Linked DNA regions of Homo sapiens: region 1 is linked to region 2. Evidence: read pairs that join two places in POLR2A ChIA-PET (ENCODE). Cell type or tissue: PC-9. All regions are shown on one strand. Links, peaks and the distances in the headings refer to the core of each region. The heading gives the core; the rest is flanking DNA.

Region 1 (7,782 bases), core at 3,249-5,748, 73 kb before region 2:
TAGTCAGGTCAATGAACGCCTCTCCTGGCATTTTTGCTGAGCTCTCAGGAAATATATGAGTGTTCTCTCTGATGAGGTTACTCGGTTGGTGGTATGGGCTGGAGGAGGTGGCTTACACCTGTAATCCTGGCACTTTGGGAGTCCCACATGGGCGAATCACTTGAGCCCAGGAGTTCAAGACCAGCCTGGGCAACATGGTGAAACCCCGTCTCTACTAAAAACCCAAAAATTAGCTGGGCGTGGTGATGCATGCCTGTAATCCCAGCTACTCGGGAGGCTAAGGAATGAGAATCGCTTGAACCTGGAGGAGGGGGGCTGCAGTGAGCTGAGATCGCGCCACTGCACTCCAGCCTGGGCGACAGAGAGGAACTCTGTCTCAAAATAAATAAATAAATAAAAATAAATAAAAACTAAAAACTGTCAGGCGCAGTGGCTCACGCCTGTAATCCCAACACTTTGGGAGGCGGAGGCGGGCAGATCACCTGAGTTCGGGAGTTCCAGACCAGCCTGACCAACGTGGAGAAACCCCATTTTTACTAAAAATACAAAATTAGCTGGGCATGGTGGCGCATGCCTGTAATCCCAGCTACTCGGGAGGCTGAGGCAGGAAAATCGCTTGAACCCGGGAGGCAGAGGTTGCGGTGAGCCGAGATCATGACATTGCACCCCAGCCTGGGCAACAAGAGCAAAACTCCGTCTCAAAATAAATAAAGGCCGGGCGCGGTGGCTCACTCCTGTAATCCCAGCACTTTGGGCGGCCGAGGCAGGCGGATCACAAGGTCAGGAGATCGAGTCCATCTTGGCTAACACGGTGAAACCCCGTCTCTACTAAAAATACAAAAAAATTAGTCGGGCGCGGTGGCGGGTGCCTGTAGCCCCAGCTACTCGGGAGGCTGAGGCAGGAGAATGGCGTGAACCCGGAAGGCGGAGCTTGCAGTGAGCCAAGATGGCGCCACTGCATTCCAGCCTGGGTGACAGAGCGAGACTCGTCTCAAAAAATAAATAAATAAATAAATAAAATAAAAATTAAGTTGGTGGTATGTAAGTCGGCAGCTATGTCCATCACACAGGGAAAGTGCCTAAGGATGAAGCCAGCACAGAGGAAAGAACCGAGATACTGAGATAACTGGTCTCTGGGCTATGTACCTGGATCCAGACATTCATGAAGCTTAAACAGAGAAGGCTGCCTGGGGGAAGGAGAAGGGGTCCCTAGAAGAGATCCTTGCAGTTTTGGGGCAGGGAAGCGAGTCACGTTTCAAGGAACCCAGCACGGAGATGAACAGGCATAGAGTTTGTGCTTCCGACTATGCTTGGTGTCAGGAAGAGGGGAAGGTGTGGCGGTTGGGGTCCTGTGGGGGAGTGGGTCACTTACCTTCAAATCGAAGGCTTAACAGCAGGGGATTGGCAGGTGTCTCTGACAGCAGCTCCACGTAGAGGGACTGGGCGTCACTGATGAGACCCCGCTCGGGGACATCGTCCATGTCCGAATCATAGATCACGGGGGATAGGGGGCTGCCCCCTGAGCGCACCATCAGCCTGGGATGGACAGAAACGTGACCAGGAGCTCAATCTCCCTCACAAGCTGCCTCACCCCTTGCCTGCTTTCCTAACTTATTTTTATAGCTGTTATCATCACACATAACTATATGCCACGCACTCTTCTAAGCCCTTACACATTCTATCTCATTTAATTTTCACAAGAACTCTTGAGTCAGACACTATTATTATCCTTTATTTTATAGATGAGGATATTAGGGCATAGAAAGATCAAGTAACCTGTCCAAGGTCACAGAGCAAGTAGTGGCAGGGCTGAGATACCAAGTTGCTAGGTAAAGGATGATAATGATGATGAAGATAGCAGATGCTTGACCAGGCATGGTGGCTCAGCTCACACCTGTCATCCCAGCACTTTGGGAAGCCAAGACGGGTGGATCACCTGAAGTCAAGGAGTTCAAGACCAGGCTGGCCAACATGGTAAAACCCCATGTTTACTAAAAATACAAAAATTAGCCAGGCATGGTGGTGCATGCCTATAATCCCAGCTACTCAGGAGGCTGAGGCAGGAGAATTGCTTGCATCTGGGAGGTGGAGGTTGCAGTGAGCTGAATCCGTGCCACTGCACTCCAGCCTGGGTGACAGAGCGAAAGTCTGTCTCCAAAAATAAATAAATAGATAAATAAGGCCAGGTGCAGTGGTTCATGCCTGTAATCCTAGCACTTTGGGAGGCTGAGGTGGGTGGATCACGAGGTCAGGAGATCGAGACCATCCTGGCTAACACGGTGAAACCCCAACTCTACTAAAAAAAAAAGTACAAAAAATTAGCCGGACGTGGTGGCACACGCTTGTAGTCCCAGCTACTCGGGAGGCTAAGGCAGGAGAATAGCTTGAGCCTGGGAGACAGAGGTTGTAGTGAGCCGAGATCGCACCACTGCACTCCAGCCTGGGCGACAGGGTGAGACTCCATCTTAAAAAAAAAAAAAAAAGAGGATAGCAGACACTTTTATAGTGCTTATTGTCCCAGGTGCCATTCTAAGGACTTTATATAATTTCAGCACTTATCCTCACAGAAACCTGAAGAGGGAAGTATTGTTATCTCCATTCTACAGATGAGGAAACTGAGGCACAAAGAAGTTAAGTGATTTGTCTAAGGTTTCACAGCTACACTTCCTAAGAAAGTCTTAGGACTGGCTGGGTGTGGTGGCTCACGCCTATAATTCCAGCACTTTGGGAGGCCAAGGTGGGCAGATCACCTGAGGTTGGGAGTTTGAGACCAGCCTGACCAACATGGAGAAACTCCATCTCTACTAAAAATGCAAAATTAGCTGGGCATGGTGGTGCATGCCTGTAATCCCAACTAATCAGGAGGCTGAGGCAGGAGAATCACTTGAACCCGGGAGGCAGAGGTTGCGGTAAGCCAAGACTGCGGCACTGCACTCCAGCCTGGGCAACAAGAGTGAAACTCTGTCTCAAAAAAAGAAAAAAAAAAAAAAAAAGGCTTAGGACTAAGCTGTGATGCATATCTCAACCAGGATCCACCCCAGCTGTGTCCAAGTCCCCACTTAGCCTCCCTACTTCCCTGAGGTGGGGACTTCTTTTTTTTTTTTTGAGACGGAGTCTCATTCTGTCTCCCAGGATGGAGTGCAGTGGTGCGATCTTGGCTCACTGCAAGCTCTGCCTCCCGGGTTCACGCCATTCTCCTGCCTCAGCCTCCCGAGTAGCTGGGACTACAGGTGCCCACCACCATGCCCGGCTAATTTTTTTTTTTTTTTTTTGTATTTTTAGTAGAGATGGGGTTTCACCGTGTTAGCCAGGATGGACTCGATCTCCTGACCTTGTGATCCGCCTGCTTCGGCCTCCCAAAGTACTGGGATTACAGGCATGAGCCACCATGCCCGGCCAAGGTGGGGACTTCTGACCCAAGACCCAGACCCTTACCGGTCATTGTCCTCATCCAGCGAGACCCTTTCAAAGTGCAGGTGCAGCCGGCGCCCCTCAGCTGCTTCAATGACCCAACGGCAGGTGAGGTTGGGCCCTACGGCTCCCCCAGGCTCTGGGGACACGATGCGGCCCAGGGTGGCATTGTGGATGGTGCCACCACAGGATGCTGTGGGCAGAGGAGGGGTACGTTAAGGCCAGCCTGAGGTGAACTGTCCTTCTCCTCGGGGCCTCGGCCCGTTTTCAGAACTGTTGCATTCACACATTTGGCTGGGACCCGGCCCAGGGCTGGCCTCTGTCCCATGGAGTCACTCCAGAGGATGGGACCTTCTCCAGGCATGAGCCAGGAAAGAAACCAGCCCCGGTACGGGAGAACCCCAGGATTGACACCTCCTAGGATGGAGACACCACTAAAATGAAGACTCTCCAACTGCGGATACTCTAGGATGGGGAGTTACAAGGATCCCTAAAATTCAAAGCCTCAGCTGGGAAATCTTCAGGACAGGACTTTCAGAGTGAAGACACCACGGGATGGGAATCCCAGTAAGAGGCTCTCTAGGATAGAAGCCCTCTGGACATGAACCCTAAAAATGGCTTCCTCTAGGATGAGGACGCTACCCCAGAAGGGACCTCCAGAATGGTGACTCCCAAAATAAAATCTCCAGTGGGACACCCCGAGATGGAGACCACCCAAGGATGGAGAAACCCCAAGGAGAGAGACCCTCCGCACAAAGAGCTCTGGCTGCAGACCCCAGGATGGGGACTCCTCAGGGTAAACACCCCTTCAGAATGGGTTTTCCCCAAAGGTGGACACCTGGACACCCCCGAGATAGGACCCTCCCAATGGGGTTCCCAGAACAGATGCCCCACCCACTGTGGCAGGAGACTCACCCATGCAGCTGGGGGTTTCACCGTTCCAGGATGGCCGGGTGCCATTGAGGCAGATGAGGGTCTCCTCTCCCTGCAGCTGGTAGCCCGAATCACAGTGAAAGGTGGCAGTGCCCCCAGGGTGCAGGTCCGTCACACTCACGTCCCCATGGGCCGGCCGGGGAGGGAAGCCACAGCTCAGGAGGTAGGCTGCACCAGACAGACAGCGGGTAGCAGGGCTCACTTTCCCATGCCACCCTCTCATACTGATCCCCCAGCACTTCCCCCCTCTCCTTTCAGGCCAACCTTCCAGGGGCACACACTGGCTCCATACTGGCGTACATACCGAGAAATAAGAGCTCCTCACACAGGCACCTTGCCTCGCGAACAGGAAACTCCAACACCCCTTATCTCCCCCACTCATTGTAATTCACCCTCGTTGGCCCCCATTTTATAGATGAGGTATCTGAGGTTCAAACAAGTTATTCTGGACCCCGCTACTCATTTGTTGTGTGACTTCAGGCAAATCAATGAACTACTCTGAACTTCATCCAGCTGTAATAACAGTATTTGCAGAGCTTGTTCAGCTCCCAAAGTGAGTCCACACAGAGATTTTGAGGTCAGCAGACAAAGATTATGTGACCTGGCTAGGCATGCTGGCTCACGCCTGTAATCCCAGCACTTTTGGAGGCCGAGGCAGGTGGATCACGAAGTCAGGAGTTCGAGACCAGCCTGGCCAACATGGTAAAACCCCGTCTCTAAAAAATACGAAAATTAGCCAGGCGTGGTGGTGGGTGCCTGTAATCCCAGCTACTTGGTAGGCTGAGGCAGGAGAATCACTTGAACCCAGGAGGCAGAGGTTGCAGTGAGCCGAGATCGTCCCATTGCACTCCAGCCTGGGCGACAAGAGCAAAACTCTGTCTCAAAAAAAAAAAGATTATGTGACCTGTTTTGCAGGTGTGAACACTGAGGCTCCAAGTTATTAAATGTCTCTTTTGATTTTTCTTCCCTCCACACACACAGCCTTTCTTCCACCAAGGTGCCCTGTGGTATACCCTCAGCTCCTCAGCTTCCATCCAGAAGAACCACTTGAAACTTCTTTTTTTTTTTTTTTTTTTTTTTTTTTTTTTGAGATAGGGTCTCACTGTGTTGCCCAGGCTGGAGTGCAGTGGTGTGATCATAGCTCACTGGAACCTTGAACTCCTGGCCTCAAGCAATCCTCCTGACCCAGCCTCCCAAGTAGCTGGGACTACAGGTTTGTGCCACCATGCCCCGCTAATTTTTAAATTTTTTGTAGAGATGACATCTCAGTATGTTGCCCAGGCTGGTCTTGAACTCCTGGCCTCAAGCAAACATGAAACTTGTTGAGGAAATTTGACTATTTTGTCTTTTTGTTTTTGTTTTTGTTTTTGAGGAGAAGTCTCACTCTGTTGCCCAGGCTGGAGTGCATTGGCGCAATCTCGGCTCACTGCAACCTCCGTCTCCCGGGTTCAAGCGGTTCTCCTGCCTCAGCCTCCCAAGTAGCTGGGATTACAGGTGTGTGCGACCATGCCTAGCTAATTTTTGTATTTTTAGTAGAGATGGGATTTTACCATGTTGGCCAGGGTGGTCTCGAACTCCTGATCTCTTCAGACCTCCTGACTTCACTTTCACTGGGGGATTCATTTACAGGCCACTGAGTATTAAGATCTTTAAAGACAAAATAGTCTTTAAAGGCACAGTGGCTCACGCCTGTAATCCTGGCACTTTGGGAGGCTGAGGCGGGCGGATCACCTGAGGTCAGGAAAAAGACCCAGGCCTTGTCCTCAGGAGTCCATTGTCTACTGAGATGAACATAAGAACAACCTTCTAGAACAAAGTGGTTTCAATAAATGGTAGCTTTGGGAATGGCTGCCCATGCCCAACAGAATCAAGTCTGAATGCTTTAGTTTGACATTCAAGCCCCTTCCATAGTTAAATGCAGCCCAGCACATTCCAGGTTCAGGGTTGATCTCCCAAGACCGATATAGCCTACACAACACAGTTTTGTGACTCCTTAATTTTCCACCTCCATATTTTCGCTTGTGCTCTCCCCCTACTTTCTCATCTTTTAAGAGATCAGACTGGGGGGCTTATGTACCACCTCTTCCAGGAAGCCTTCCTGACTCTACATCTCTCCAACAGTTACTTGTTCTCTTACCTGTACACAGTCCTGCATGCATGATTTTGTCATCACATTAACCATTGTCTTTTTTTTTTTTTTTTTTTTTTTTTGAGAGGGTCTCACTCTGTCACCCAGTCTGGAGTGCAGTGGCTTGATCTCAGCTCATTGCAACTTTTACCTCCCGGGTTCAAGTAATTCTCCTCCCTCAGCCTCCCAAGTAGCTGGGATTATAGGCGTGTGCCACGACTCCTGGCTAATTTTGGTATTTTTATTATTATTTATTTTATTATTATTATTTTTTGAGACGGAGTATTGCTCTGTCACCCAGGCTGGAGTGCAGTGACACGATCTTGGCTCACTGCAACCTCCGTCTCCCAGGTTCAAGCAATTCTCCGGCCTCAGCCTCCTGAGTAGCTGGGATTACAGGCATGTGCCACCATGCCCAGCTAATTTCTGTATTTTTAGTAGAGACGGTGTTTCACCATGTTGGTCAGGCTGGTCTCGAACTCCTGACCTCGTGATCTGCCCGCCTCGGCCTCCCAAAGTGCTGTGATTACAGGCGTGAACCACTGTGCTGGTATTTTCAGTACAGACAGTGTTTCACTATGTTGGCCAGGCTGGTCTTGAACTCCTGACCTCAGGTGATCCACCTACCTTGGCCTCCCAAAGTGCTGGGATTACAGGCGTGAGCCACCATACCTGGCCTAACCACTGTCTACACTGGCCCAAGCCTTATTTATTTTGTGTCCTAAAAGGCTAGTCTATGAGGTCAGGAGTTCCAGACCAGCCTGGCCAATATGGTGAAACCCTGTCTCTAATAAAAATACAAAAAATTAGCTGGGCATGGTGGCACACGCCTATAATCCCAGCTACTCAGGAGGCTGAGACAGGAGAATCGCTTGAACCAAGGGGGCGGAGGTTGCAGGGAGCTGAGATTGTGCCATTGCACTCCAGCCTGGGCAGCAGAGTGAGACTCCGTCTCAAAAAAAAAAAAGGGCTAGCCTGGCTGATCAATGGGTGCAGCCAAGAGGCAGCATGGATCGGTGCAAAGACCACTGGATTTGTCATCAGGCAGACCTGAGTTCCAGTTCTAGCTCCAGAACTTACTAACTACATGCCTTTGAGCAGGTGACTTCATCTCTAGGGGCCTCTCACCTATTAACGGCAATAATAATTCCTATCAGGGAAGATTGGCCTGAAAATTAAATAAAAGAAACACGCAAAGCACCTGGCACATAGAAGCTGCTGAGAAAACGTTAATCACCCACCCCTCAGCCTCAATTAATGAATGACTGGGAGCCAGGGACTCGGGGATCTGTTGTCTGGCTGCAATAAAC
Region 2 (7,782 bases), core at 3,474-5,973:
TCAGGAGGCTGAGGTGGGAGAATCGCTTGAACCCGGGAGGTGGAGGTGGCAGTGAGCCGAGATTGCGCCATTGCACTCCAGCCTGGGCTACAAGAGTGAAACTCCACCTTAAAAAAAAAAAAAAAAAGCCGGGCGCGGTGGCTCACACCTGTAATCCCAGCACTTTGGGAGGCCGAGGCGGGCAGATCACGAGGTCATGAGATCGAGACCACCCTGGCTAACATGGTGAAACCCTGTCTCTACTAAAAAATACAAAAAATTAGCTGGGTGTGGTGGCAGGCACCTGTAGTCCCAGCTACTTGGGAGACTGAGGCAGGAGAATGGTGTGAACCCAGGAGGCGGAGCTTGCAGTGAGCAGAGATCATGCCACCGCACTCCAGCATGGGCAACAGAGCGAGACTCCGTCTCAAAAAAAAATTTTTTTTTGGCCAGTCACGATGTGTCACACCTGTAATCCTAGCACTTAGGGAGGCCAAGGCGGGTGGATCACTTGAGGTCAGGAGTTTGAGACCAGCCTGGCCAACATGGTGAAACCCCGTCTCTACTAAAAATACAAAAATTAGCCAGGGACAGTGGCATGCCTCTGTAATCCCAGCTACTCAGGAGACTGAGGCAGGAGAATCACTTGAACCCAGGAGTTGGAGGTTGCAGCGAGCCGAGATCACACCACTTCACTCCAGTCTGGGCGACAGAGCAAGACTCCATCTCAAAAAAAAAAAGTCTAGATGGGGCCGGGCAGGGTGGCTCACACCTGTAATCCCAGCACTTTGGGAGTCTGAGGCGGGTAGACGGCTTGAGCTCAGGAGTTCGAGACCAGACTGCACAACATGGTGAGACCCCGTCTCTACTAAAAATACAAAAAGAGAGAAAAAAAAATAGCTTGGCATGGTGGTGCACACTTGTGGTCCCAGCTACTTGGGCGGATGAAGTGGGAGGATTGCTTGAGCATGGTGAGGAGGGAGGTTGCACTGAGCCAAGATTGCGCCACTGCCCACCAGCCTGGGTGACAGACCAAGACCCTGTCTCAAAAAAAAAAAGAAACAAAAAAAAGGTGGGGCTCACTGGCTCACACCTGTAATCCCAGCACTTTGGGAAGCTTAAGGTGGATGGATCACTTGAGGTCAGGAGTTCGAGACCAGCCTGGATGACATGGCAAAACCCTGTCTCTACTAAAAATACAAAAAAATTAGCTGGGCCTGGTGACGCACGCCTGTAGTCCCAGCTACTAGGGAGGCTGAGGCAGGACAATTGTTTGAACTCAGGAGGCAGAGGTTGCCGTGAGCTGAGATCGCACCACTGCACTCCAGCCTGGGTAACCAGAGTGAAACTCTGCCTCCAAAAAAAAAAAAGAAGAAGAAGAAAAAAGGTTTAGGCAAACATGCACTTTTCCTGTTGCTTTTTTTTTTTTTTTTGAGATGGAGTTTCGCTCTTGTTGTCCAGGCTGGAGTGCAATGGCGTGATCTCGGCTCACTGCAACCTCCGCCTCCTGGGTTCAAGCGATTCTCCTGCCTCAGCCTCCCAAGTAGCTGAGATTACAGGCATATGCCACCACGCCCGAATAATTTTGTATTTTTAGTAGAGATGGGGTTTCTCCATGTTGGTCAGACTAGTCTTGAACTCCCAACCTCAGGTGATCCTCCCGCCTCGGCCTCCCAAAGTGCTGGGGTTACAGGCATGAGCCACTGCGCCCAGCCTGAACATGCCAGATTGTAGTTCCAGGAGGCCAGAGATCATGAATACTTTGTCCACCACTATATTCCCAGCCCACAGAATACACAGCCTGGCAGCCAACAGATGCTTATTGAATGAACGAGCCTCAACAGGGCTTTCTCATTCCCACATGCCATGCTGTGGTCAGGCTTAAATCATAACCCAACTTCTGCCACCTAATATATGTATGACCTTGGTTAAATTAAACCAGCAGTCCCCAACCTTTTTGGCACTGGGGACCAGTTTCATGGAAGACAATTTTTCCACCAGGGGAGGAATGGTTTCGGGATGATTCAAGCACATTACATTTATTTTGCACTTTATTTCTATTATTATTACATTATAAGGTATAATAAAATAATTATACAACTCATCATAAAGTAGAATCAGTGGGATCCCTGAGTTTGTTTTCCTGCAACTAGATAGTCCCATCTGATGTTGATGGGAGACAGTGAGAGATCATCAGGCATTAGATTCTCATAAGGAGCAACCTAGATCCCTCGCATGCGCAGTTCACAATAGGATTCATGCTCCTATGATAATCTAATGCCGCTACTGATCTGACAGGAAGCAGAGCTGAGGCGGTAATGCAGGCAATGGGGAGTAGCTGTAAATACAGATGAAGCTTCTCTCACCAGCCATTCACTTCCTGCTGTGCGGCTCAGTTCCTAACACGTCACGGACTGGTACTGGCCCCACGGCCCAGGGGTTGGGGACCCCTGACTTAAACTAAGGGCCAGCTTTCCAGAATAACATCCACTTTGAGGGCTTGTTGAGTGGATTAAGTCAAAATGTTGGTATACTTGGCTGGTGCGGTGGTTCACACCTGTAATCCCAGCACTTCGTGAGTCTGAGGCGGGTGGATCACCTGAGGTCAGGAATTTGAGACCAGCCTGGCCAACATGATGAAACCCCATCTCTACTAAAAATACAAAAAATTAGGCCGGGCGCGGTGGCTCACGCCTATAATCCTAGTACTTTGGGAGGCCAAGGCGGGTGGATCATTTGAGGTCAGGAGTTTGAGATCAGCCTGGCCAATATGGTGAAACCCTGTCTCTACTAATAAGTACAAAAATTAGTCAGGTGATAGTGGCGTGTGCCTGTAATCTCAGTTACTCGGGAGGCTGAGGCAGGAGAATCCCTTGAGCCTGAGAGGCAGAGGTTGAGGTGAGCTGAGATTGGGCTGTTGTTGAGTTGTAGGAGTTCTTTATATATTATAGATATTAACCCCTTATAAGATATATGATTTGATATTTCCTCTCATTCTGTTGGTTGCCTTTTCACTGTCCTTTCCTTTTTTTGTTTTTGTTTTTTGTGGGGCAGAGTTTTGATCTTTTGCCCAGGCTGGAGTGAAGTGGTGCAATCTCAGCTCACTGCAACCTCCACTCCCCAGGTTCAAGCGATTCTCCAGCCTTAGCCTCCGGAGTAGCTGGGATTATAGGCGCCCGGCACCATGCCTGGCTAATTTTGTACTTTTAGTAGAGATGGGGTTTCACCATGTTGGCCAGGCTGGTCTCAAACTCCTGACCTCAGGTGATCCACCCGCCTCGGCCTCCCAAAGTGCTAGGATTACAGGCTTGAGCCACCGTGCCCAGCCTGTTGTGTCCTTCGATGCACAGAAAAGACTCTTTTCTCTACTGAACGCCCACAGCACCCTTGTCAAAAATCATTTGACTAGTCAGGGCACAGTGGCTCACGCCTGTAATCCCAGCACTTTGGGAGGCCGAGGCGAGAGGACTGCTTGAGGTCAGGAGTTCGAGACATGCCTGGGCAACATGGCAAATGGCAAAACCCCGTCTCTACACACAATGCAAAAGTTAGCTGGGCATGGTGGGTGGCGTGTGACTACCGGCTGTCTCAACTACCCAGGAGGCTAAGGCGGGAGGATCTCTTGAGCCCAAGACGTCCAGACTGCAGCGAGCTTTGATTGTGCCACTGAACTCCAGCCTGGGCGATGACAGAGCAAGGCTCTGTCAAAAAAAAAAAAAAAAAAAAAAAAAAATCGGCCGGGTGTGGTGGTTCACGCTTGTAATCCCAGCACTTTGGGGGGCCGATGCGGGCAGACCACGAAGTCAAGAGATCAAGACCATCCCGGCCAACATGGTGAAACCTCGTCTCTACTAAAAATACAAAAATTAGCTGGGCGTGGTGGCGTGCGCCTGTAGTCCCAGCTACTCGGAAGGCTGAGGCAGAAGAATAGCTTGAATCCGGGAGGCGGAGGTTGCAGTGAGTCGAGATCGCGCCACTACACTCCAGCCTGGCGACAGACTGAGACCCCGTCTCAAAAAAAAAAAAAATCATTTGTATATGCGAAGGTTTTGTGCCACAAACTTTTGTGGCTGTTGATACAAACGACATGGCCTCTGCCTTAAGGAAGCCACAGTCGAATTAAATAGATTCCGTTTCAAGTAGCATCTGTCCTGTGTGCTTAGTGGGCACTGGGCCCATGTTTTCCCACATTTTACCCTTTAAGCTTCTGATCCAACCGGTGAGATAGATAGGATGATCCTCTTTAGTAGAGGGGTAAGCTTAGTCCCCTGAGAGCGCGGCTATGGCTTATGCGAGGGTACGGACAGTCAGGATTTGAACCCAAAGTTCCTGGCTCCATGTGTCATGCTACCTCCAGTCAGATGTTCTCACCTCCAAAACTTGGGCAGAAGTGAACTGAGATGCTCTCTACTGAGCAACTCTTCAGCTCCAGCATCCTATACATTAAGGAGTCACTAAAAGTCAGGGTCCACGAGAAAGGTGCAGATCGGGGTGCACAGAAGAGCGGAGTCCAAAACACCACTCCCAGCCCCAGTGGACAGAGTCCTCAAGTGGCAGCCCTGCAACTCTGAGCGGATGCCGAGTCCTCACCGGGAACCCGGGCGCGGCTGGTCTGTGCTATTGGCGCGGGTAGGGGACGCACAGCCCAAAAATGCCCGCGACAAGCTTCTGGGGCAGTTCTCGCCAGTCTCTCTGGAGGGAGCCTACGGGTTCTGCGACGTTTCTCGCACTTGCTCCCTGGCCTCGCTCCCGTTTCCACCCCTCCCACGGAGGTTTTCCTTTCTGGTGGCTCCTTCCTTGGGTGTCCCTTTGGTACGCCCCCACCCTGGCGGTGAGCTGCGAGGCTGGCGCCCGCGTGGCCACTGCGCATGCGGACCCGGCCGCGGGGCGGGGCCGCGCGAGGAGGAGGGTCGGGGACGGAAGCGCAGAGCACGGACCCCGCCCCCTCGCGGCCCCGCTCGTGACGTCGCGGGGGGCGCCGGCCTCCGCCCGGCCCCGAGGGGTAAGAGCGAGCGGCTGGCGGATCCGACGCGCGAGACCGGGAGGGGACGAGGGCGTTGCAATCGTTCGGGGCGGGGGCTTTCCGGGGAGGGGGTGCTCAGGTGCACCAGCGGCGGCGGACCCTCAGACTCTGCCCTCCCCTCCCTTTAACCCCCTTCCAGCCGGACGGGAGGCGGGGCAGGGCTGAGCATTTGTGACACCTACATTTCCGTGGCTCCCTTCTTTTCCCCCGACCCCTGTTTATCTCTTCGCCTTCCAGAAGTTCTTTTCCATCAGGCCGTCGCACCTTGCGTGGGAAGGAGCACCCCACTTGGAAGCAGGAGGCGGGGTTCAGATCTTGGCCCTACCCCTCCTGTGTTAAAGTCCGCGAGCCTCAGTTTCCCTCACAGTATTTTTTGCCTCGCCTTACCCGGTTTTGAGGATCTGTACGAGAAAGAGAAAGGAAGTGGACATTTGTTGAATTCCTGCATGGCCAAATACCACGCAGACTGCTTCATCCGCCACGTTTAATCCTTATTACTTGGTGTTCTCAGAACTCCCATTTCATGGATTCTTAAGCTCACAGAGTCAGTGAATAACAGAAAGGGATTCAGATCTAGCCGTTTAGCTGCACAGTGGAGTTCTTCTCCAGAGTCTTCCCTTGTCTGGGCTCTGGCTGGAACTATTCCTCAGCCAAATCCTCGCCCCAGAACAGTGCTTCCTGTTTCTCCAGCTGAGAAGTCTCCCTTTCAGTTTCCTTCTTCCAGCACGGAGTACACTGCTCTGCCTCCACTTAGATTACTTCAGAAATGAAATGCAGCAAATATTTATCCAGCAGTGCAGGGAGTTGAACTTTTGGAGTCGGGAACCTTGGATTCTTGTTCTGGCTCTGCCACTTACTGTGTGGCCTTGGGAAGTCCTTTGTCTTCTCTGAGCTTTCTTTTCTCTTTGCGTAAAAGCGGTGCTCTTGTCCCATTCTCCCTCCCTGTCTTCCAGCAGGCTCTCCCCGGAGGCTCAGCCCCCTCTGCTCCCCATGGGCAACTGCCAGGCAGGGCACAACCTGCACCTGTGTCTGGCCCACCACCCACCTCTGGTCTGTGCCACTTTGATCCTGCTGCTCCTTGGCCTCTCTGGCCTGGGCCTTGGCAGCTTCCTCCTCACCCACAGGACTGGCCTGCGCAGCCCTGACATCCCCCAGGTAAGTTCCCCACCCCCGTACCCGCTCTTCCTTCCAACCTAGACAGGCTTTTGCTGCTAATCTCATCTCACCCGTCTTCTTTTGCTCACAGGACTGGGTCTCTTTTTTGAGATCTTTTGGCCAGCTGACCCTGTGTCCCAGGAATGGGACAGTCACAGGGAAGTGGCGAGGGTCTCACGTCGTGGGCTTGCTGACCACCTTGAACTTCGGAGACGGTCCAGACAGGAACAAGACCCGGACATTCCAGGCCACAGTCCTGGGAAGTCAGATGGGATTGAAAGGTGAGATCAGAGGCTGGGTGTGGTGGCTCACGCCTGTAATCCCAACACTTTGGGAGGCTAAGGTAGGTGGATCATTTGAGGTCAGGAGTTCAAGACCAGCCTGGCCAACATGATGAAACACCATCTCTACTAAAAATACAAAAATTAGCCAGGCATGGTGGCAGGCGCCTCTAATCCCAACTACTCGGGAGGCTGAGGAAGGAGAATCGCTTGAACCCAGGAGATGGAGGTTGCAGTGAACCGAGATCGCACCATTGCACTCCAGCCTGGGTGACAGAGCAAGACTCTGTCTCAAAAAAAAAAAAAAAAAAAATCAGGTGCGGTGGCTCATGCCTGTAATCCCAGCACTTTGGGAGTCCGAGAAGGGCAGATCACGAGGTTAGGAGTTCGAGACCAGCCTGGCCAACATGGTGAAACCCCGTCTCTACTAGAAATACAAAAATTAACCTGGTGGTCTGGTTGCGGTGGCCCACAGCGGTAATCCCAGCAGTTTGGGAGGCCGAGGCGGGCAGATCATGAGGTCAGGAGTTTGAGTCCAGCCTGACCAACATGGTGAAACCCCATCTCTACTAAAAATACAAAAATTAGCCGGGCATGGTTGCACGTGCCTGTAATCCCAGCTACTCAGGAGGCTGAGGCAGGAGAATCACTTGAAGCCAGGAGGCGGAGGTTGCAGTGAGCCGAGATCGTACCACTGCACTCCATCCTGGGCAACAGAGCAAAACTCGGTCTCAAAAAAAAAAATTAGCCAGGCTTGGTGGTGCAAGCCTGTAGTTCCAGCTACTTGGGAGGCTGAGGCAGGAGAATTGCTTGAACCCGGGAGGTGGAGGTTGCAGTGAGCCAAGATCGTGCCACTGTACTCCAGCCTGGGAGACAGAGCAAGACTCCGTCTCAAACAAACAAACAAACAAAAATACAAAAAGTAGCCAGGTGTGGTGGCAGGTGCCTGTAGTCCCAGCTACTTGGGAGGCTGAGGCAGGAGAATCGCTTGAACCTGGGAGGCGGAGGTTGCAATAAGCAGAGATCACACCACTGCACTCTAGCCTGGGCAACAGAGACTCTGTCCCGCCCCGCGCCCCCCCCACCACCCTGCGCCAAAAAAAAAAAAGTAAGGTGAGATCACAGAGGACTGTGGGGTCGGGTATCAGAACACTCAGGGCTGGGCCCTGCCTCTGACCTCACCAATGATGACCTTGGGCACATCCCTGGACTTTAGTCACTTCTGTGATTAGGGCTTTCAGTGAACATGCTGCCGACAGGGTAGGTTTTCTATGAATGCTTTCTTCCTCTGCCAGTTCTGATGTTCTTTGAGTCTATCCTTGGAGGTAGGATGAAATGGGCTAG

What was found. Peaks named below come from ENCODE experiments on the same cell type or tissue, not always from the same donor. Only the 100,000 strongest peaks of a DNase experiment are listed, where the experiment ranks them.
Region 1: POLR2A ChIA-PET joins it to region 2 with 15 read pairs; 18 of 35 experiments call an interaction of 5 or more read pairs at or near these places.

The regions. Positions count from the first base shown.
Region 1 is chr16:29,884,214-29,891,995 of GRCh38, forward strand. SEZ6L2 (seizure related 6 homolog like 2) reads right to left here. Exons shown (of 18, transcript NM_001243332.2): 6 at 4,327-4,512; 7 at 3,436-3,604; 8 at 1,373-1,536. Among named protein-coding and RNA genes, the nearest start is that of SEZ6L2, 11 kb to the right of the region's middle. In PC-9, for the core only: no CTCF peak of the experiment used is centred there; no DNase peak of the experiment used is centred there.
Region 2 is chr16:29,957,152-29,964,933 of GRCh38, forward strand. TMEM219 (transmembrane protein 219) reads left to right here and starts at 4,928. Exons shown (of 6, transcript NM_001083613.2): 1 at 4,928-4,981; 2 at 5,956-6,157; 3 at 6,249-6,438. The coding sequence starts at 5,993. RefSeq lists an enhancer at 4,301-4,410 and a silencer at 4,761-5,210. In PC-9, for the core only: a CTCF peak has its summit at 4,756; a DNase peak (open chromatin) is centred at 4,850; H3K4me3 peaks cover 1,899 bases.